2 separate regions of the Homo sapiens genome follow, and region 2 is linked to region 1. A link is a loop called in an ENCODE intact Hi-C map of the cell type or tissue named here. Cell type or tissue: mammary epithelial cell. All regions are shown on one strand. Each heading gives the region's core, and the rest is flanking DNA. Links, peaks and the distances in the headings are about the cores only.

The links. A loop is a pair of places that touch in the nucleus more often than their neighbours do. Peaks named below come from ENCODE experiments on the same cell type or tissue, not always from the same donor. Only the 100,000 strongest peaks of a DNase experiment are listed, where the experiment ranks them.
Region 2: it touches region 1 in a loop (14-fold over the local background); 8 of 110 quality-filtered maps call a loop at or near these places.

The regions. Positions count from the first base shown.
Region 1 is chr6:97,180,523-97,192,838 of GRCh38, reverse strand. It overlaps MMS22L (MMS22 like, DNA repair protein), which reads left to right. Exons shown (of 25, transcript NM_001350599.2): 15 at 6,149-6,342; 16 at 10,785-10,935. Among named protein-coding and RNA genes, the nearest start is that of MMS22L, 97 kb to the left of the region's middle. In mammary epithelial cell, for the core only: a CTCF peak has its summit at 6,242; no DNase peak of the experiment used is centred there.
Region 2 is chr6:97,434,945-97,447,260 of GRCh38, reverse strand. The region is part of intron 1 of LOC101927314 (a long non-coding RNA gene); the gene reads right to left. Among named protein-coding and RNA genes, the nearest start is that of MMS22L, 160 kb to the right of the region's middle. In mammary epithelial cell, for the core only: a CTCF peak has its summit at 6,488 (motif pointing left); no DNase peak of the experiment used is centred there.

The DNA of each region.
Region 1 (12,316 bases), core at 1,837-9,836:
ACAGATTAAATTAGTTATAAAAGGTCAAACACTTAGAATAGGGCTAGTACATATATTATCATTAAACAGTTTTTAATTCTCTGGCCAACCCTAATAGTTACTCTTTATTGAATATGTCTTATTTAATTCTTGCAGCAGATGAGGAAATGACCATCCAACTGCTAATTGGCAAAATAGGATGTATACTTTAGTATGTCTGTCTCCAAAGCTTGTATCTTTCTAGTGATGTTCGAATGCCTCTAAGAACATGTTTATTAGGATTTAGAAGCAGTAGTGCATATTGTCTTGCCTTACAGTCTATGAAAGTGCATATTATTTTGCCTTGTCTACAAAGTATTTTTACCTAAATGCTGTGACTTTAATGCTTTAGCAGCTCCATAGAGGACAGTAGGGCCTTATTTCCATTTAACAGATGAAAAACTGAGGCTTAGTAGTTTTCCAGAGTCACAAGCTGATCTTTTCTGTCTTAGACAAGAGCTCATTTGAAGAATTCTCCTTGCATCTCAAGGAGCCCTTATTTTTCTCTGTAATTATATGTGACGGTAAGCATCATTGCCACTGCTGTGCTTTATCATCAAAACAGTCAATAAACTCTTGCTTTGATTTCACATATTCATTCATTCATTCATCCATCCATCCATCCATCCATCCATCCATCCATCCATCCATCCGTCTACCACCTACTTACCCCCTCCTCCACATATGCACAGACACACAGATGTACTGGGGTGTCTGTTACATGGAGGCATTGCAAAGTGTGCTTGAATGCTACTTGCCAGCCTGGTTTCTCCCTGACAATTTGGGCATGCACAGGATTGGGACTCAGGATTGAAACTACCATTATCTCAAATTGAGGCTTTGTAAAAGTCTCTTCATACCTAGAAGTTGTCTATTGTTTTTTCTCATTTTTTGAAGACAAGATTGGATTGATGATTTTTTGGATAACTTCCACTGTTTAAATTTCAGGGATTTTTTGTTTTTCTGATAATGCCATTACCTTAGTTATGTTATATTCTTCCTGGATAATAAGGCAGAGTAAGCCCTGTTTCACAGATACAAGCAAGTATGATGAGAGGATTCAGTGTCTAAGATTTTTTAGTGAGTTTAGCTGAAGCTAAAAATGGTTATAGAGTGTCCTGATTCCCATTTAGTTTTCCATCAGATCAATAAGATACTTGGAATAATTACTCATAGTGGTTTGGAACAACTTTTTGACTTAAAATTTTCCATTATATTTTTCACTAATAAAGATTTTTTTAAAGTTACCATGTTTGCAGTAGAGTTAAAAGAATTCAATTATTGCTGTTAATCCTTACCAGTCATATTTATTATATTATGCTTTTTCCATGTGATGAAAAGTCCATCAATAGACAATTTTAATTTTCCTTAAACTTTGAGGCATCATGTATTAGAAATAATTAATATACAACTGTGAATACCAGGAAAGTGGTATATAGGATGTCATACCTTATTCTATAACAGTTATAGGAGAAACAATGGTATGCCAAGATTAGAGGCGAAAACTATAAGCAGTGGTCCAGTAAGTGTTCCCAGAAGCCTGCCTAAGTTACTAGGGAGGAGCAGAAACTGAGAGACCAGACTGGCAGGTAGAAGTTTCAGGTACAGGGTTCCATGCGTCTCATATGATAGATGCCTCAATAAATTTGTGTGTCTGTGGGGATAAGGTATCTGTGTGGGAGTAGAGAGGTGGGGGCAAAATGGATAAGTAAACATGAAATCAAAGCAAGAAGTAGCAGACAAATAAAAACAGGAAATCTTGGAAAGTGGGGCAAAAGAGCAGTCAGATGAAAGAATCAGGAAAATACTTGAAGATAATGAGGAAAGCTAAAGGAGGCAGGGTAACTGAGCTAAAATAGAAGCGTAGGAACACCTGGATAATTGGTATGTGAAAGTGTGGGTGTTTATATAGTGTAATGATAGGCTTCTAAACTTTTCAGAATGTTATTTCCTGTGGTCTTCACAATAACCCTGTTAGGTGGATATAGCAACAATTGTTCCTGTTCTTGACTCTAAAGAAAACAGCGAGTTGGGAGGTTACTTGTTTTTCCAAAGCCACACTGCTCTGGATAGCTATGCTAATAACCATGTTTATTACGCAGCATAATTACTCCTTTTGTCTCAATTTTCTCATATATAAGATTTGAATAATAATTATGCCTACCTCATAGGGTGAGAAACGATGCTTATAAAACACTTTGCATGGTGCTGGTCTCATAGTAAATACCAGTAAATGCTGGATGTTGCTGTTATTTCCACCATGAGAGCTGCAATTTGAATAACTTGACATTCAGCAAATTTATTTTCTACTATACTGTATTGTATCTTTTATAATGTAAGAGAGCTGGTTACATGTGTGTATTTCCTTATCTGATCTTGTATTTCCAAACTGATCTTAATGTGAAATCTGTCTTTACTCAAATAAAACAATTGCCAAGTGTTGGGAGATCCTACATCCTTGTGTTATGTCTTTCAGTTTCTGACCAGAAATCACATATTTTTCCTTTTATGCAAAAAATCTACTTACATATTTCTACTGTTTGTGTTGAAGAAGGTAAATAATGCCTCATAAAACAGCCATCACCTAGAACTATATTACATTCTTTATAATATTTTATGTATGTTTTGTGTTTTCTTTTACATTGTTACCTCTAGTGACAGAGCTTCTTCTTTGCATTTTTGTAAATGTACCTTCAGCAGATATGCAGTGGTCACATCTAATATAATTTATTTTTCAGTAGTCTGTATAATTAGTTTTCTGGTTCAAACATGTGATTTTAAAAAATTACCAGTGTCTGCAAGGAGTATTTCTAGCTATTTGGCTATAGTGCAAAAATTTGGTTCTTCCTTCAGACTTCTATTACAGTGCACTCTTGGCATTTCCTGTATTTGTCACTCACTGATTTCTTTATGCTTAAATAAATTATTATTATAAGGTCTTAAACAACTAGGTTCTGGTTTAAAATAGCAGGTAATCATTTCTTCTTATCCAGACTGAAAAAGCTTGAACTTTCAAACTATTGAGCAGGAAACATTTTGCATATTCCCGGGGATATTAGCTGCTTTTCAAATCCAAAAACACAAAGTGGGTGCACATTTCCAACACAAGTGTGGTTTGGGGTCAGTGTCTTACCCTTAGTTGAAACTTGTCTTAGCTGTTTTAACTCAACCTTGGAGGATGTAATCTATAGCTTTAAAATTTTTTACCTCACAATGGTTTTTTTTTTTTAATTAATTATTCTTTTTTTTTTTTTTTTTTTTTTTTTTTTGGAGACAGAGTCTCGCTGTTGCCCAGGCTGGAGTGCAGTGGTGCAATCTCAGCTCACTGCAACCTCTGCCTCAAGCAATCCTCCAGCCTAAGCCTCCCAAGAAGCTAGGACTACAGGCACATGTCACCACGCCCGGCTAATTTTTTGTATTTTTAATAGAGATGGGGTTTCACTATGTTGCCCAGGCTGGTCTTGAAATCCTGAGCTCAGGCAATCCACCCACCTCAGCCTCCCAAAATGCTGGGATTAGAGGTATAAGCCACTGCACTCGGCTTTTTTTTTTTTTTTAAACCTAATGGATTCAGAACTTTGAGTCCTATCCCCACGTTAGCTCATACTTATACTCCCTGGTACCTCAACGTTTTGTTGTGGAGAGGTCAAAGGTGGTTCACATTTGTTGGCCTTTCTCATTATTGCCTTGAATACATGTTTTCTAGCATCTCTTCTTATAGTCTTTCCTAATGTTAGAATTCTGATGTTGCTCCTGGCCCTTCAAAAGACACAGCTACATGTGGCTTTTCCAGCCCCTTTTCTTAAGCTTTCTGAAATTCCTTTATTTTATTTATTATTATTATTATTTTTAAATTATTTTGAGAAAGTCTTGCTCTGTCACCCAAGTTGGAGTGCAGTGGCACAATCTCGGCTCACTGCAACCTCCACCTCCTGGGTTCAAGCAATTCTCCTACCTCAGCCTCCTGAGTTGCTGGGATTACAAGCGTGTACCATCATGCCCGGCTAATTTTTTTGTATTTTTATTAGGGAGGGGATTTCACCATGTTGGTCAGGTTGGTCTTGAACTGCTGGCCTCGAGTGATCCACCCACCCTGGCCTCCCAAAGTGCTGGGATGAAATTTCTTTAACCTAAGTAGAAAGAGAAGATAATTTATCAATGTTTAATTCACTTAAAACTTGTGTATGTGTAGGCGCATAAGGGTGCATGTCTTAGTGTGTAAAAAGAAAAGTGGGCTTCAGAGTCAGATTTAAGTTCAGATGATGGGGCCAGCCCTTTCTAGCCATGTGACCTTTGGGCATATTTAGCTTTCCTACTGTTAGCTTCGTCATCTATAAAGAGGATTAATGATACCTATCTCATAGAGTTGTTCCGATTTTAAAAGAATTTAATTAATTTAAGGAATTTCTAGCACATATATAGAGGTCGATCAGAAATGTTACTCCTTCCTAGGGAATAGGTTTTAGTTAGTAAATAAAATGGCTTTTTTAGATATGGTGAGCAAAATCCATCCTACTCAAGTACCATAAGTTATTTATTGTCTTTTGAAACCAATATACTTTGAAAAAGCTATAAAGGGCAGTAGAAATGGTGGTATTATTTTACATGGATTCCACTGTGTAGAAATGTACTGTGAACTTTGCTATGTTGATATAGGCAGTTGAGTTAGTTGCCAGATAGATTTTAGTGGTTTGTTATTTATCTCACTCTAAGATAAAGGAACTGAAATGGTTCTCTAGCCACTAGTTCAAGTTGAAAGCATCTCAAGAAGTTTTTACAGAGAGGACATAGCAGATATTTGGTTAGCTTTTATGAGAATTGTTTACTGTATACTCTTTCCCCAGCCATTTGTTCACTTGTTTTTTGAATATTTCCTGTAGTATTAAGTAATATCCCATAATTTTCCAGGAATTCCAATGTAAAGGGGCTCAAGGCCCTAATGTTATACAGTTTATACTTAGAATTTTTACTCACTCTTGGGTAGTTATGCGAAATATTCTAAGATGTGATCTTATAACCAGCTTGATCTTTTTGTGGGATTGCTTTAGATACACATGCTAGTTCTGTGTTTTGTATAGTTCTTTCATGTTATCCACTTCCCCTAAACTGTTTAAAAACATCAAACATCTTTTTTAAAGTACTTAATTATTTTTCTTAGTGGAATGCTATCTCTATTAAAGGAAGTCTTCTCCATAATTTCCATTGGTTATTTTTTGCTGCTTTCTGTATAATTGAAAAAAAAATGCAAATGTAAATGTATCCATGCATTTATGTCTACTCAGTTGATCTGGCAGTAATATAAACAGAAACAGGAATAATAGCATGGTTGTACATTTAGTTTTAAATAATCATATTATCAGTGGGTGCACAACATAAATGCCTTCTGTTCCACATCACTAAGAAGATCTCTTATTTCCCTCTCTTTGGTAACCTCAATTTCCTGCACGTTTCTATTAAGGTCTAGAGATATCTAAATTTTCGATTGAATTAATCAGCAAAGGTGAGTAAATGATTAATCAAAATTTGAGGCAGTATCGAATTATGTTTTATTATTTTATGAAGAGCAACTTGTTATTGTATATTATTGCCTACCAAGTGAGAATGATTATGAATCTTTTGGGACCAAAGTAGTAAGATTGTATCTAGCATAGTTTTGTCTACTACACAAGGCCTGTGTCTTCTAAACAAGGAAAGTATTTTAATTTAAAATACCACGCATAAGCCAGTTGTACTTACCTTCCTCTTGGTACATCCATGTCCTAAAGCCCTCAGGAGAAAATTGTTTTAAAAATTGTTTTCATGTCTAGATTTTAAGTAAAAATCACTTGTCATGTGTGAGTTGCAAAATGCAGACCTTCATTCTGAAGCTGCCTCTTTCTCATTTGGATCTGACATATTAAAAAGCATATAATTAATGGTTGACATTAGTAGTTAACATTAACTTTATGATGCTTAATATGCCATCATTCATCCATCAAACAACCAGAAATGCATAATGTCTTGGCATAAAGGTTTTAATTATATAAAATGTTTCTCATATGATATAAATGGAAAAAGCTCAAAATGTACTTTAAGAAGATTTTTGTAAGCATTTATTAAGGGTGTTAGCTGTATTTTTATTTCTTTTTAGGAGTATGCATCAACAATTGTGTCAGGAACTTCAAAGGGACAATGTGGACCTATTTGTACAGTCTTCATTATCGGCTAAAGAGCGCCACCTTGCTGCAGTTGCCAGTGCACTGTGGAGACATTTCTTTTCATTTTTGAAGAGTCAGAGAATGTCACAGGTAGTGCCTTTCTCACAACTTGCGGATGCAGCTGCAGGTCAGCATTAATTATTAATTTGCTAATTTCTCTTTTTGCAGACTCTTTGTCAGTATTTTCCTTTATTTTCTTAGTAACAAACTCTTGTATAGCAAACATTTTGTCAGCCAGAAAGATGAAACAAATTACATATTAATAAATTGGGATCCTTTGGCTTATTTATTGCTAAAAATTAAATGATTATTTACTAAAAATAAGATAATTTTCTATCCTGAAAATATTGAATATACATAAGCTTTTCTTATGCATGTAATATTTTGGAAGGTAAACTAGCATTTGATTACGTGTGATTCAAGTAGTTTATTTTCAAATTGTATGAGCAGATACATAGGTATAAGATGAAGTTAATTTGTGTAAAGAGCAAAAGAATATAAAATAAATACCACTTCAATCCCAAGAAGATGAGATCAGAATGACACTGAATATATAGGATGTTATTGTTCTGACTTCTACTAGATTCTACTTTAAGTTGTAATTTTTACTTAATTTGATTATTAACCTAAAGACATGTCCTTAGGCTTTAAGGGACTCTGGATCTCATGAAATTATAGGTAAGAATTTGAATATATGCGCATATATATCATTTCTAAGAAGAGGCCATTGTCTTCTCAAGGGGGTATTTTGCTCAAAATATGTTAAGAAGTATTGGAATAGACAGTGATTAGTATGGTAACTCCATGTACTTGAATGAAGTCCATTTAAAGGTATTTAATTTATTTTTAAATAATAGTTTTAAAAACCTAAGATTTAAACCAATATTTATCCTAGTGTATACGAGGAAAACTGAGCTTAAAGTGCTGTGTAAAAGACTAATGATTTAAATTTGAAAAGATTTTGAATTCTGATAACACTTCTATAATTAGGACTTTACGATGATAGATTAAAGAATTGTGACAGGACAACAATTTTCCAACTACTGTAATGTCTATGAAAATAAATATTGATATTCAGCCAGTTTAAGCAGTCATTAATAGATGATATAACTTGTGTACATGCATCATCCCAACTGCCAGTCAACAAAAATAATAATGCATCAGTTCAGTCAGTGCTGTCTTAGATGCTGAAGATAAATGGTATATAAATAGAAAGCAAAATATGTGTACTTTGGCTTTGATTTGAAATAAAGACTTGATAGTTTAGGAGAGAATGATTTTCTTCATTTAAAAAAAGTTACTGAATACCTAGTTTAATAGGCATTGGAGAGATACTAATGGAGAAGAAGGACAAAAATACTTGTTCTGATGGAGCTCATAATCTAGTGTTGGGGCATAGGAAGACCACTAAATGAGTAAATAGTGTAATGTGTGGTGATAAATGCTGTGGGAAAGAGTGGAATATAGGATAGGAATACAGAAGGCCAGAGGCAGTTGTGATTTTAAATAGAGTGGTCAGGAAGGCCCAAGTAAGTAATATTTGTGCAAAGAACTGAAGGAGATGAGAGACCATGCTTTGCAGAAGTCTGAAGGCAAGAACATGTCTGGTGTGTTTGAGAAACTATAGGGAAGCAGCAAAGGCTCATGTGGAATGAGAAAGGGAAAGAGAACTAAGAGATGGATCAAGAGGTAATGGAGAGCTAGTTTGTGTTCTGCCTTGTAAGTGGTTATAAAGACTTTTGGTTTTACTCTGAGATTGGAAGCTGTTGAAAAGTTTTGAGCAGAGGAGTGATAAGAGTCCTCTGGCTGCTAGGTTGAGGCTAGACTTATAGGAAGACTAGGCAAGGGGAAAAGCAGGAAGGCAGTTAGGGAACTATTGTAATAACCCAAAAATGAGCAGCTGTGGCTAGAGTGGTGGCAGTAGAGGTGGTGAGAAGTGGTCAGGTTTCCCATCTGAAGAAAGTATTTTCAAGGTAGAGATGACAGAATTTGCTAAGTGGGTAAGATACGGTAACCAAATAGATAAAGAGAGGAATTAAGGGTAACTATAGCCATTTGCTGAGATGAGGAAGATTGAGGCTAGAACAGATTTTATGAGGGAAGATTAACATTTTTGGTAATTTTTTTTAAGATGTTCATTAAATCCAAGTAGGCATGTTAAGTAGGCACTTAGATAATGATCCTAGAGTTCAGGAAGAGGTCCAAGCTAGAGATTTGAAGTTGGAAAGCATCCATATATAAATAATTCTTTAAAACCATGAAACTGGATGAGATCACCCATAGAGCAAGTATGGATGAAAAGAAAAGTTTGAGGACTGGGCCTTAGGGTATTCCTTTGTTCAGATTTGTAGGGTCAGGAGAAACAAGAAAGGAGACTGGAGAGGAATGAAGGTAAGTTAAGAAAAAGCAGGGAAGTGTGGTGCCGTGGAGCCCAAAGAGAGGAAAGTGATCAACAGCTCAGTTTCTATAGATGGATCAAGTGAGATAAGGTCTGAGAATTAGTCATTGGATTTAATAAGAGGGAAGTCACTGGTGACCTGAAAGAGCAGTTTGTATGTAGTGGAGAGGCAAAGGCCTGATAGAAGATGATTCCAGAGAAAAGGTGAAAAGAGCAATTCCAGACTGCAAATTTAGATTAATCTTTTTGAATATCACTGTTTAAGAGAAGTAGAAAAATGGGGATAGTAGCTAGAGGGGTCAAAGAGGAAGGTTTGTTTTTGTTTGGTTTTTAAATAACATGGGAGACATTTCAGTATATTTAAAATGCTGACAGGAATGCTCCAAAGTGAAGGAAAATTGCATGGTACAAACAAAGTCACTTTTGTTTTAGTGCCCAGATAAAATGGGATCTTATAGAGAACTTGGCCTCAGTTCATCTCTAGTAGCAGAAGAGAAGGCAGAATAAGTGAGCCCAGATGAAGGCAACTGCGTAAATGTGGTAGCAGCTTGTGATAGTTCTCTTCTGATGTTTCTTGTTTCTCTGTGAAGTATTAAGTCAGTCCATCAGCTGAAAATGAGGAAGGGGCAGAAGGTGCTGGCTGTTGATGAAGAGTGAAGAGAAGATATGCAATTGTACCCTAAGAGAATAAAAGACTGAATGGACTAGGGAAATGTCATAGGAATGCTGGCCAATTCTAAGAGCCTACTTGAAGTCTGTAGTCATAAATGTAAAGTGGTATCAGTCAGCATGGTTCTTCTTCAGCCATTTAATACTGGTACATGTGGGGAAAAGGCCAAGAGTTTGAATTAAACAGGTGATGATTTTTCCAGGCGAGTACACAAATCAAGAAAGGAGCAAGAGTTGGTAGTATAAATGAATGAGTATAATAATGGACCATGCAATCAAGTGTCCTAAAAAGGGACAGGGAAGGCATGGAGACAAGGAGGGATGAGGAAATGGTTGTAGGATCAGTGGATTTTAGGTCCTGATGGAATCAAAGAATTGTTGGAGTTGGGGGAGAAGAGGAAAGTTGGAAAGCTAGTTTGGAGTCAAAAATTGGGGTACTTTACAATTGAAATTACTGAGATTGTAGTTACTGGTAATGCCAAGGTCGCTGGGTATCAGCATGGGAGTGAATGGCTGACGTAGAATGGAAGATAGATTCATTAAATCAGAGGAGTTCAAGAAATCAAGAGTCCATGACACTGGAGAAAAATAATCACAAAAGATTATGGCAGGAGTGCTGTTGGAGAGCATGATAGTGAGCTACAGTCTACAAAGAATGAGAGGAGGAGGTGAACTAGGAAGTAGTAGGTAAATGCAACAAAGATAGTGACTGATATAACCTGATGATATGAAATTCAAAGCTAGCAATTTTAGGGAGGAAGAGGGGAGAATAGTCTAGAAGCAGCAATGTGGACCAAGGAGTAATCTCACCCTGTTGGTAGATCAAGTGGTATACGGGGAGTGGGAAAATAGACAGCCACCCCGTTTCAGAAAGCTGCATAGGAGTTCTTAATAAATAATGTATTGGCAAACAAATTAATATCATACAAAATGAGTTTATGGGTTCCCAAGAAAAATCACAAAATAAAACATATTTGTTTAGCATGGTTAACTAAGGAATTCTAGTTCCTAGACTTTGTGGGTTCTAAAGGAAGTGGAGTGTCATTGATTGTAGGAGATCTCTGTTTAATAGAAGAGAATGTCCAGTGTCTAAGGTGAGAAGGAACTGTTCACCTGTGGCAGATGACAGGCAAATTTGCTTCCTTAGAAGACTAGATGCTGGACATATTTTATAAATAGGTCTTTTGAATGGTGGAGGCACATTAGCCAAAACCTCAGGCATAGAATTTGTAATTAGAGGGAGCCATTATAGATCTGTAATGATAATGCAGAGATAAATTCTTCTAGGCCTTTCTTGGAGATCTAGATGCTACAGAAATTTCTATGACAACATGAATTTGTTCAGTTTTAGCTTTTTGTTTGCTCTACATTTCTAAGTAGAACATTTTATTATTTGTTACTTAAAAAAAAAAAAAACACTTGTTATAATTGGCCAGGGGTGTGTGGGTCAGAAATGGTTTTTAAAGATTCCTGACTTTAAGTTTCTCTCATTTTGAATCTAGACTTTACTTTGCTAGCAATGGACATGCCAAGCACAGCTCCATCAGATTTTCAGCCTCAGCCAGTTATATCAATTATTCAACTTTTTGGTTGGGATGATATCATCTGCCCTCAAGTTGTAGCAAGATATTTAAGTCATGTCCTACAAAATAGGTACGTGCTTTTATTTCAGGCATACACATTAATGCAAACCTGTGACAGATCAGTATCCTAGGAAGCTAAGAATTTTCACAAATGAGGACTGATCTCTACTACATATACTCTCACTTTGTCAGGTTTTTGCTTTCAGATATATCAGCCTTTCGACAGTAGTAATAGTAAGAACACTAACTTATATTTTGTGGCCTGCTTTAAAAAAAAAAAGTTGTTTGTTAAGCCCTTTCAAAACTGTTTTTGTAAGACTGCCTTATCATCATACTGAAGTGACCTTTCTACACATCCCACTGTGAAAGAAATTACACATTTATTATTACTGAATCTGTAAGATACTGGTATTTATTACAGTCTTCGTTTTAATGATAGCTTTCCTTTTTGCTGCTAGATTTTTAACTGTTAACTCACTCTTAACTCATGAGATCATGAGTTTTCACTCTTAACTCATGAGATCATGAACAAGATACTTCACCTGAACAATGTCTTCCTTATCTATAAGTATTTCCTGCCACATTACACAAGAGATCTGAGGAACCTCATTGGAAAAAAAAATAGAATGAATAAAGTTACAATAGAAATAGTGTAGAGTGGTCAGGAAGACTTGAATAAGAACATCAAGATGAGAGAAAATAAAATAAATATACAAGCCTAAGAGGTCTTAGTCCTCTTTTTAGTAACAACTGCTTGTAGAGTGAGAGAGCATATTCATGACCACTTCTCTGTTTATTTTTTCTAGGGTTTTTATTTTTATTCTACTTGCCACTTTCTTCATTACTATCTCACATAGCTAGTTATAATAAGCCCTTGCTTTTCTCTTGGTAGCCATAGTCTTTCCTGTCTTCGTCCTTAGCATAAACCTACACATACGTCGTGTGTACACATGGCATATGTGTAGGTTTATGAGATCTTAGTCCTCTTAGGCCTGTGTATTTATTTTATTTTCCCTCATCTTAACGTAGTTTTTGTCCAAGCTGCCCATCAGTGGAAATGAAGAGAGATGTAGTTGGTGAGCTAAGTCTTTTCCTAAGGAAGCTTCAATAAGCAGTATCATTAAGTATACATTTTTTCATTGGGCTTTCAGTTGTAAGGTAAGAGAGTTCAAATTCAGTTGGATTACTTTTACAATCCCTTCCAGTTTGGGAATTCTTTAATAGTAATGAACATTTATATTATGCATTAAAGACTTTTGCTGAAATAATTTGAAATAATTTCTACTTAAAAAATGATATTGTTAGCGTATTAGTAACATTTGAAGAAACTGAAATGCAAAGGTGCTATATAGCTTTGGGAAAGTTATAAGGTAATAAATAACCAGTCTGTGTTCTTCTTCATTGTGTCCTTTTTTATGACAACTTATATTCGAGGTATTTCAAAACATTTT
Region 2 (12,316 bases), core at 1,745-9,744, 250 kb before region 1:
ACCAGCATAAAGATGTCATTGAAGCCATGAAACTGTGAAATCACCTAATAAGTAAGTATAGGCAGAGAAAAAAAACAGGAGAAGGATGAGGGAGTAGGGACAGAGCCCTGGGGCATTTAAAGGCCTGGAAAAGGAGGAGAAGCTGGCAAAGGAGAATAGAAAGGGTGGCAGTGAGTCAAGGAAAAAGGTAAGAGCCAGTGGTGTCCTAAAAATAAAGACAATATTTCAAAAAGGAGGGAGGGTGTGTTCTGTTGTTTCAAATGTTGCTGAAAAGATAAAAACTAATGAAGACTGAGAATAAAGAAGAAATAATGAAATTCTAGTTCTCAAGTGAAGAGTAGTTCAGAAGAATAGCAGGGACAACAGCCTATTGGGAGGTGCATGAAAGAATGCGAAGAAAAGCAATTAGAGCCAATGGTGTTCTAAAATCATTTAGTAAACTTGTCTTTTATTTTGTTATTCCAACTAGAATAGAAGCTTCCTCAAGGCAGGGATCTTTATTTTGTTTGTTTGTTTGTTTATATCCTAAGAACCTAAAATAACATTAGACACTCCATAAACATTTGCTGAATTGAACTCTTTCCAGGACTTTTGCTATAAAATAGAGCAGAGAAATGTAGCAATAGCTGAATTTGATAGTCTTTTACGTAGAGAATGAGTGACATTCTGGTAGCTTTCTATCACAGAACAAAAACTGCAAATAAAAGGTATTATAGGGCAGATTTGAGCTCAAAACAAGCAAGAAGAAAAGAAAGAAACAATTTGATTCTTAAAATATCCCAAAACAGAGGCTGCCTTTTGCAGGGTGGTAATGAGTGTACTATCACTGGCCCGAACAAATAATAAGTTATAAAACAGTACCAGAGAATGCTGAGTTTTCAGACAGGATGAGGGAATTATAGGACAAAAGGTTGAACTGAAGTACCTTTTAACTTTAAAAATTTTCTTTTTAGAGTCACAGCATTTTTAAATCACAAACTCATCTCATCCTCTCACCTGGGGCATTCTGAGCCATCATTCTCTGTTGGGGAATGCAAATGTACAAAATTAAAGTCAAATCAAAATATAATTTAAAAGGTAACTTTCATATGAAAAATAATTTTTTGCATTTCAACACCAATTTCATTTATTTATGTGCAATTGCATTATTGCGCTAACATACATAACTGAGAGTTATTTTTAAAAAGAATGAAAGGCAAAATTCTGTTATATTCAGAAAATTGTACAATTACATCTGTTTGAAATATCTTCCAATCTTTATTACATGAGTCTCATAACTATTTCAAAGAAAAATCAACTGTATTACAAAAAACTTTTACTACTATTCCAGTAGTTCATCCAATAAGTGGTAAAATCCCTGAACTGAACTTCAATACTAATCTATTTAATCCTGACTCTGAAGCAGTCAGAATAATTTCAATGAACTATGAGTTAAATTTTGACTGTTTGGTAATATCTCATAACTTTTACTTAAATATTATTAAATAACATTAATTCTCTAAGATACCATTTAAACAAAATGAAACTTTTCACATTATTAATGTAAAGCACAGTAAAAGTTATCAAATTGTCCTTGGATTCTGAAATATGTCCTATAGCGTGTTGTAGCCAATCTGTTCAGAAATCCTTCTGCTGATTTTTCTCTGCAGGCTGGCTGCAGAGCCAGGAATAGGTTAATGAAATGCATGCGAGGAATGAAAAAACAAATTATAAGTGGTAATTCAGCCACTAAACCTTCGCAAGGCTGGGGGGAAATAGGAAAATAAAGCTAATCTTATTTCATTTTACTTAACATACTCAAAATGTCACCTCATAAATCCTATTTTCTGTTTCCATAAAGAATCTGTGTTAGAACTATTGTTTATTAAAAGTTCTGCTGCCATATGGATAACTTAAAAAAAAACTCCCTTCAACCCTGTACTATGTGCAAATATCCAGCAATTTTACATTCATGGTTTAAATTTTTAATTTAAATTCTCTTCATTTCCTCACAAATCAACTTGGTGCACTATGTAAAGAAACTATGTAAATATCAGGACCTTGAACTTTGGTACAAGAACTTCCCTCAAAATATATTTATATGAACCACAAACAATTCAGAAGATATTCCTACTGAAATCATACTTCCAACTAACAGCATTTTGTTTTTTAGAATTTCTTTGAAGGCTCAGAGACTGGCTTAGATTTTTAGCCTAGCAAATTAATAATGTACTATAAAATTTGAGAGTGCTATCATAAAATAAATTCGGAACTCCACATGCAAGCTCCTATATTAAAATACATTGGGATATATTAAGAAAATAAAGTATATCAGCCATATTCTAAATATACAAACAAGCAACATAGGGATACCTAGCTAACAACAATGCAATATCCAAATGAATACTAAAAGACTGGATCCATAAAGTTATGAAGAACTCTGCAGTATTCACGATTTTAAGACAGAATGTGCTGCCTTTGAATTAGAGCAAAATAAGGCTCCTAAAAAAGTTGAAATGATCAATACTAATTCTACAGAAATATAATAGAGGTCTAAATCACTAAAAACAAATCATCATCTGAAATACAGCCAACACATTCTAATGTTTTTCTTTAAAAATATATTCTTCTCCTTTTCCTTTCTTCGTGAATTAATGAGTCAAACTCATGAAATCTCTACACAGTGACCCTTCATTTTTATCTTAAATTTTAAGAAAATGAGAAAATTTTGATGTTACCACTATCTTTTCATCTGAACCTTTGCATAGTGCTATTATTCCATGACCTAATTTAGTGATAAGAGATTCTGCTTCTGTGTCTATTTAAAAGTTCAGATAGAATCAACTCAGAAAACATATATGAATTTCTTTAAAAATATACTAGCACTTTCAAATCTGCCTTCTAATATTTGCATTGTAAAGTACAATCCCTTTAATCAAGCACAACTTACAACAACAACAACAACAAACACAAGTTTTGAAAAATATTTTGGTTGTATCAGATTTCTTAAGAGCCTTCCACAGAAAGTTCCAAGTTCCTATCATAGAGTTTAAAGTGTTTTCATCATAGGAACTTTAATGTTAACATCCTTAGAACTCAGTGAAAGACAATGACCATATTGTAAGAAAAAAAAATCATTTATCTTTATTTTTGTATTAAATCATTATTCTGCTTGAGGCTTAAGAGATTTATTTTTAAACTTCTGAATATAGAAGAATACTAGGTTAGCAAATTATTTTGGAAAAAGTAATTTTAACACATTCCACATAAATGGGCTTTTGGAGAGTGAATTTAAATTTTCCTACTGTGCCGCTAAGCACCTTTGTATTAATAAGCAAAAGAAAAGAAACTGTCTACTACAGCAGTCAAAGTATCCTTTGGTTGCTCTATTGCAGGATATGTAGAGCTTATGTAAAGGGCTACCAGGCTACCAGGCTTTCAAAAACCTGTAACTCAAATTCTAAAGTGAGGCCAAAGATCACCTACCTCTACGTGTAAACCTAACTTAAATTCTAAGAAAAGGCTAAAGATCACTTCTACCTGTAATCATTTGAACCTGATTTCTCATTTGTACAAATGAAAAAGGCTTTTTAAAATATTGCTGTTAAATGTATCATTTCAAAACAAGGCCATGCTACATCTGGGGAGCCAGGGAAGTAGAGGCCGTGATGAAGAATGGAAAAAAAAAAAAAAAAAGTGGCTTTCCTGACTTTCTTAGCCCCTGGTACTTGAGTTGAATAAATAACAATAGGGCAATTCTGTAGTCTTTGAGTACACTAAACTTTTTTAACCCATGTTAAAAAAAAAAAAAAGCCAAAAGTCAAGCTAAATTATATTTCCACCCTTAAAATTGTCACGACGTATTTAAAGATATCAGCCTTTAATATCACATACAATGGACTACCTTTAATTATCCAAAAATGATGTGTGCTATTTTTTCATATATAAAACTCCCATTTTACCAGGAATATAGGCCAAATAGGTTTAATTATTCTGTTATGAGTAGTAATTAAAGTGTTAGGATAAATACCTGATAAATAACAAATCAGTCTAAGTTTTGAGCACTTTAGTTAGTTTGTTTTTTAATACAGATAATTGACTACAGAATTAAATCGCAAACTGAAAAATAGAAATCACCCATGTATTATCATTCACCTCACAGCTAATCTTTGCTCTTCCTAATTTTTCTTTCTGCCAGTAATTCAAATCCATGAATCTCTAAGATAGTTAACCTTTAAGGAAAGGATTTTTGTCTTTGTCCAGAATTTTAACTTAGCAAAAGAGAAAAATAGGACGTGAAGTCAGACGATCTGGGACCAAGCCTTGGCTAGGTAATAGAGGTAATCACTAAATTCTTAAAATTTTAAGTCTCTTCTCTGTAAAATGGGCCTAGCACCACCCAGCTCCCAGTGTGATAATGAAGGTTAAATGAGATAATGTGCTGTTGGGCAAATAATTGGCAATAAATATCTTTTTACTTCCTTTAAAATAGGAATATAATTTTCTAATAGAAGTTTGCTTTTCTTTTATTGCTGGTTTTAATTTTTTCAACTTTTACTTTAGATTCAGGGAGCACTTATGCAAGTTTGTTACCTGGTTTTATTTCATAATGCTGAGTTGTTGTTTTAAATTGCATCTAAGAAAGAAGTAAATGAACCTATATATAAGTCACGTTAGAATTTATAACAAGTAAAATCAGCACCATGTACTTTAGAATCTGAGGGACAAGAAAAAGGGTTCATGTTATCTTTCAGGTTAAAAGATGCACTTGGATGGTCCAAGGGACTTGAGGTCCTATTTTTTCCCAGTTTTCTCACCTTTCACATTTCTTACTTTTATCCTAATGTCCTACTATCATATTTTCTGGATCTCATTCACATACTTTTTATAGATCATTATTCCTGAAAACAAATGAGAATTTGTTTTCAAATTCCAACCAGCCTATAGAATTGAGTGAAGTAGTCCAAGTCTAAATACAACTGATGACTGGACTTTCAGCCATATACATTTCTTAATTATTTTAAAGTAAGTTATAGATAAAGTATTAATGAAGTATTCAAAAAACTTTTATAAAATCTATTTATAAATCTAAAATTATTATACTTTAAATATAGATATGTTTTTTCCTCTTTCAGTTATAGTGTATTTTAAATATTCATTTCAGAAATACATGAATGCCAAAATTAAAATAACCTAGTTAAAATTATCACTAAAATATATACGTATATATATATATATTATATATATATATAATATATATATTCAGCTATATAACCTGAGTATGTGAGTATTTCTTTTAGGAAGCCTTTAGCCTCCAGGCATTCCTTTTAAACTCTTTCTAAGGTATGTCCATAATTATGTTCCCACAATGTGTTACAAGAAAAATATAAATTTCAATGATCTAAAATGATCATGACATCAAGTTTGAAAAATTTTTTACTACTTATGTTGTTAGTCATTAAAAAAATTATAGGCAGTTTAATTTCCAATGATTAACGAAACCACTTATACAATTTTTTTCACATTTTGGTATCAAAAACCTTTATTAAAACACTATTTTGAAAATGTATTTTCTCAGTGGCTTGTACATCCTATCTCAGAATGATTTTCTTTCATTTCCTAGAACTCTGTTTTTGCAAAGAAGATGTAAAGCTTCGTCTCAAAATTAATTATTTTAATTAAAAATAAAGTATTAGTTTTAAAGATATCTGTGACATAAACCATTGAGAATCCTTAATATACACAGGCCATATTAATATTCCTAATGTATACTGTATCATATTCTTCCTATGTATATTAGATCCTTATGGTAAATAGGAAAAGGACAGATTTGATTTAAAACAAAATAAACCATCCTTGCTTTTTTCTTAAAAGGCAAACTATTTCTTTTTAACTAGAAAGTGTTTTATAATTATCCACTTGTTCACCATCCTTAATATAAGAAAGGAAAGTGTGTATATTTATTTTACTAGTTGATAAGTTAAAACATGTCGAAAGAGTACAAATTGTGGTGTTTTCATTAGAAAATATAAATAAAAATATTAAACTCCAAAATATTTTTATTATAAATTGTTTTTAAATGTCTGCTTTCTCTATGAATTTAAAATGATTGGCTTGAGCACAATATTAAGTAAAAAATAAAACAGTTTTCCTGCCTGAAAGACTCCTGAATAAAGAGAAAATTATTTTTGGATTTCCCTCTTGATCAGATATGAAATATTCTGAAACGCCACCACTATAATTTGATAAAAAGCTTGATATCTCCAAATGAAAATAGGACTCAGCACTTTCATTTTTCTGTCTCTAAAGGAACCTGGGTAAACTGATTTTTTTTTTAAATGAAAATCTCAGGCATAAAGGTGGCAGTAATGAAGCAAGCTTAAATATGTGCTGACCTTTGAAATGAACTGCAATCCGCGTTGTTTGGCCAAGGATCTGACTGTGTTACTGTCTCCATCTATTTCTAGCATGAAAGATGTGGGGGTTGGAGCTGCTCTGCTCTCTGGTGGATGTTGACAGCATGGCTGCAAACGCAGCAGCACCGAAAGAGACAGCTACATACCAGGGATCGAAAAATTAACCACACAGCTGTCAGAGACAGAACTACAGCGCAGATATTTTCTAAAAACCTTGATGGCAAGACAAATGATAAATATGTTTCAGTTTTCTAAATGCAGTATATTTTGTGTTAAGAGGAACATTGCTGTTAGGAAGAGGAGGTAAATTGACAATATATAAAATTATCAAGTGATTTGATAAATCATTAAAAGTTTCAGCTAGTTTTCTTAGGGAGTGCACACATAGAAAAGTATACAGCCTCAAGAATCACACTTTTTGAATTAAATACATAGTGAGATTTTAAATAATTGTCAACGTTCCTGGAGTAACATTTTCTCATTATGATTTATTATTATTATTATTATTATTTTGCTTAGGATAAACAGTTCATAGATAATTAGTTTATGCAATATTGAAGGACGTGTCTCTTTTAAATAATTCCTAGGGATTCTCAGAAGCTTCAAAATACAGCCTAGCACCATCTCCTTTAGTTGTGGACCATCTAAAGGTCTGTACCTCAGTTTTATCAGCTATTAGTGGACTGCCTCTACAAATCTCACTCTTTAAAAAATGAAAAATGCATAAAAAACATGCTGAAGAACACTAAAGCTACCACAGTTTGCGATATCGCAATTAAGTGAAGTCTATATCTTTGGTATAATCTATAAGCACTTATAAGTGAAAATGGATTTCCTCATAGAAAAATTTAATACACATCTCCTTGTTCTAGTTTACCATAAACGTAGTCATCAACTCAACAGCCACTGACTAAAATCTCACATTGTGTTCAGCAACGAGGCATATTAAGTGGCAGAAGATATGGTCCTTGCAGTCAATGATTTGCAGGCTTTGAAGAGTGGTATGTATGTAAAAAAATGTTAAATGACATAAGTCAATAGTCAGTCAAGCACTCAATTGAGCATGTGGTATAGTTGCATCTGATATGAGAGAATCAAATGCTGATATTGGAATGATCCTGAATTGCCATTTCTCACTGGTGTTTTACTTTCATTTGGATCACCTATTCCAGTCTCTTAACAACAACAATAACAAAATACAGAACTTGAAAATAATATTTTCTTGTGGCAGGAATATAAAACTCAAGAATGTTGAAAGGAATGCTTCATAAAATTAGCTATACTAAAGGAAACATTATATATATGTGTGTATATATAGACATACATATATATTCCAAATCCCTGATCTAGCAATTTTTAACCTCAATAAAAAGGACTATTTCTATTCAGTAGTAACCAGAGATTTTGATTGAGTTATGCCTCCTAGAGGAAAAAATTATGAGAAACCTGGATATAAAACATTGATTTCTTTATGGTCCAGAAAAAATGTATTTAAGGGAATTTTAAGGTACATATGAGTTAAAAACTATTTATAATATTTCCTCTCTCATTCAGCAAATTTTGGATTTCCAATGTATATTCCAGAAGTCACATTCTCTAAATGAGTAAATAATACAGGCGCGACTTTTTTAAAAAGTGCCTTGTTGTACCTAAGTGCACTGCAGGACATCTGGCACATTTCATTCTGAAATGATGTTTATCCACAGAAATGCCATCAGTGGAAGATGTATTGAAAAGCTGAAGGTCTATTAAGGGAGTATGGGACAGCTGCATACATTCTGTAATCTGTATAAGGCCATGGAAATGACACAGCAATACCCCATCTGTGGCTTTGGTTTACAGAGCTTTGAATAAAAATTCAAGATCAAACTTCACTTGTTACAGAAAAGAAGAATGCTAAAAGAAAGCTGGTATTAATGGGCTCAAATATAAAGGTCTGTTACTGTTACCTTTCTCCTTAATATAAAATATTTTATGGAATTTCTACACCTTCAATAAATACTAATATTATATATTCACCCCTTAATGTTATTTGAAAAACTGCTTGTGGAGAACTACAGTTTGCACTTTTATAATTTAGGCCATTTGTGAATAGGCTTAAAACTTGCAGAAGTGCTAGGACGGAGTAGGGCAGATGTTCAAACTTCCCTATTTGGGCCTGCCAAGTCCTTCATTCTGGACCTACAATACCCCAGCCAATTCAAAACTCAATGTCTCTTAATAGAGATTACTAATCAAGCTGATTTATGTGGTAGTTTAGGAGGTGGGGTCATTCTTTTTTTAGTGGTGTTGTTTCTAAAGAAAGTTTAATGCTCACAAAAGCCTCAGATTGACAGCTCCACAAAATGGAAATTCACAGAACAGAAGTATCACATGCTAGGGGGATACAGCCACCCCTTATGCTAACCTGCCAATTCACAATTTCAACCTGCAAGGATCTGCCACCGAATTCAAGAGATTAATTCAGTCCCTGTGCCCGTTCAATCCTTTGCCAATAAGGAGGCCAATTAGTTTCAACTACACTGGTTAGTTTACTTCTGCCTTTATTTTTTTCTAACGGGGGCATTTTCTCTCCATCATTTGGATGATTTTGACCCCCAATTCATTTCAGGTTACTATGAAATGGCTGTCAATCACTTGAAACCAAAGCCTAATGTGACCCAAGGCCTGAGGTGAAAAGTTCAGTCATTAGATATTGAAACCATCCAGCTCTCTACTGTGGTGAGTTTCATACAGCTCACAGGAAAACAACAATGAAATTCATAATATTAATAAGTTCAAACTCATATTGTAAATCTCTATTTAAAAATGACAGTCAACTAATTAACACGTTTAGCTGGCCTCAGTTAACTTCCAGTCTAAAAATGTCAATTGGAAGCTTTCATTAACTCATATATATATTTCTTTTGTGCATTCATAAAATAAATATATCTCAGAAAAGTTATATTTTTGTCAAGAATTAAAATATTCACCATATTGAATTATGACTTAAATTTCATTTTAGCCTTATATTCCTAGAAAATAAAGTCTCAGTAATGCTATAAAAGTGCAATGTTACCAAAAAAAGGTAAAGATACTTCTGAGATTTTTTTAATTTAGCAAATGAAAATATTCGATGCAAATATGGTGCTACTAACACCTGAACTCCGAAGGATAGTAGAGAGATGAAAGAATAAACAAATAAATTGAAGAATAATATATTCTTAGTAGGGAGTAAATGTGTAGGATTTTTTTTCCAAAAGCAGAAATAGGTGAAATAACATTTTAATTCTTCACAAACATTTATTTCCGAAAAAGAGCTAACAGAATGGGTTTTAATATTAGGAAGGGGAACAAAGAGCCTGAGGCATCTGAGGGAAGGGGGTGTGCATGATGAAGGAGGAAGGATCACAGATGAGAGATTGATCCTGAAGGCTTCTGTTGACATTGTCTTTGTGAATAAAGCATCTACTATGCCCCCAAGTCTTCCACTTGGCACAAGGCTAATGGGATTTGCATATGCCACAATAAACAATAGGTCTTTAAACAACATGCTGGCAATGCTAGACAAAGATCGAGACTGTGATATTTGGTAAATATATTTCTGAGCTATCCGTATTTATCTCCACTAAATTCAGAAACTTCCAAGTTATTTTCTTCCCCCTGAACTGCAGTCAGGAATTCACAACGGCACAAGTTCTCTAGTCTACCCCTAGAGGGCAATAGAGAAGGCAAGAACATTGTGGTTTGTAATCCAAAAAGGTGGAGAATGGGTAGGGGGCAGAAATAAAAAAATGTTTAAAAGCAAGCAAATTTATCAGTACAGCATTTCCAAGGACTGACAGCCAATTTTATCCTCAAAAAGTACTTAGTGTTTCATAAACCAAAAAAATTAATCCTATTTCTGCTACAATCTACTATAAGTATCATTATTAATGCTTAGAAAAATATCCAGAAAGTGCAGCTTAAAGAGAAGGAACACCAACCAAAAACCACTCAAATAAAACCAAAAACTTTTTTTTTTTTTTTTTTTTTTGAGACGGAGTCTCGCTCTGTCGCCCAGGCGGGACTGCGGACTGCAGTGGCGCAATCTCGGCTCACTGCAAGCTCCGCTTCCCGGGTTCACGCCATTCTCCTGCCTCAGCCTCCCGAGTAGCTGGGACTACAGGCGCCCGCCACCGCGCCCGGCTAATTTTTTTTGTATTTTTAGTAGAGACGGGGTTTCACCTTGTTAGCCAGGATGGTCTCGATCTCCTGACCTCATGATCCACCCGCCTCGGCCTCCCAAAGTGCTGGGATTACAGGCGTGAGCCACCGCGCCTGGCCAAAAACTTTGAGTTAATATGAATAACATTGTTTTTAAAACTTATTCAAAACTTTATAGTGTCCATATTGATACAAACACCTCTAAACTTAAAATAACCATTAACAATCACTGGCAATGTAAATACATGAATAATAAATCTGCTTTTATTTCCAGTTGCATATTTATATGACATTTACATATGTATGAAGATCTTTTAAATGTTTGTTTTGACTAATTTTAGAAATCAAAAAAACTTGCCAAAATAATACAGAGTTCCGTATACCCCAACTCAGTTTCCCCTAGTGTTAGCATTTTGTACTTAGACATAGTTATCAAAACCAGGACACTGATTTTTGTACAATAATATCAACTAAACTATAGACTTCATTCAAATTTCTCCAATTTTTCCACTAATGTCCTTTTTCTGTTATAATGTCCCATCCAGGACACCACACTGCGTTTCTTTGTTATTTTTCCTTAGGCTCTTCTAATCTATAATTGTTCACCAGTCTTTCCTTATCTTTCATGACCTAGAAACTTTCTAAGTTGTGAGTTTTGGCAAGAATACCACAGAAGAGATATTGTGTTCTGTTCAGAACATCATTTCAAGGGATTCATGTTGTCACTATGTGTTACAACTAGTGTTAACATTGATCGCTTGACTAAGGCAGATTTCTGACATTTTTAAAACTAGAAACTTAATTATATTCTTTTTATACCAAAATTCACAGCCTTTTAAATGTACTTAATAACAAAAACTTCCATACTACCAAAGTAGAATAGCCAAGCTAGTGACTCAGTAATATTCCTTGAAGAATAATATATGCTATTAGTGTACACTAGTCCTTGAAGAATAGTATAAGCACTGTGCTCGGTGGGCTTCTTAAGTGGAAAAAAAGAGATTTTGATTAAGTAAATATTATTGTTAATTGTCCCTTTTTGTAAGACCCAAAGGCACTTCTTCAATATAAGAACATATATCCCCTCATATCATTGCCAAATTTGAATTATATCTATCACTCTACTCATGGTGTCTTTTTGCCTGCATGCTCTTCCAGACCAGCTCAAAACAGTTCAGAACCATAGGATGGAGAAAAGAGAGCTTCATATCATATTTTCTAATGTCCTTTTTTATGGCATAGTCACAGCAGAATGATCCCAGGTGGAGAGAACAGTTCAATGGGAAATATCATTAATACAAGAGGGTCTCCAACTAAAACTACAATAGTGGATTGGTCTAGAGACCCTAAAACAACCCTCAGAGATATAAAGTGAGTATGAGACATCAGTTCTGGAGACCTGGAAAATCTCTGAGAAAATGCCCAATGGATCCTTCAGGCTATGTCAACAACCACTGCAGTCTCTTGGCCTCCAGGGTGCTTCCTGTGGAATCACTGTCTCCTATGCTCTTCATTGTTCAATTCTAATGTGATGTCCACTAGGAAGCATGCCCTGACCTCCTACAATCTACATCAGAGAGAAGCGATAGCCCCTCTTATTATATAATGTGTAGTTTCATATTACTTTACCCTCTTTCACCATTCTGGCACTTATTTCTTAACATCCTTTTTCCCGACTATGCTGAGAGTCTTTAAGGATATGAATATGAAACATATTTGTTTCCCCAGTGCCACCA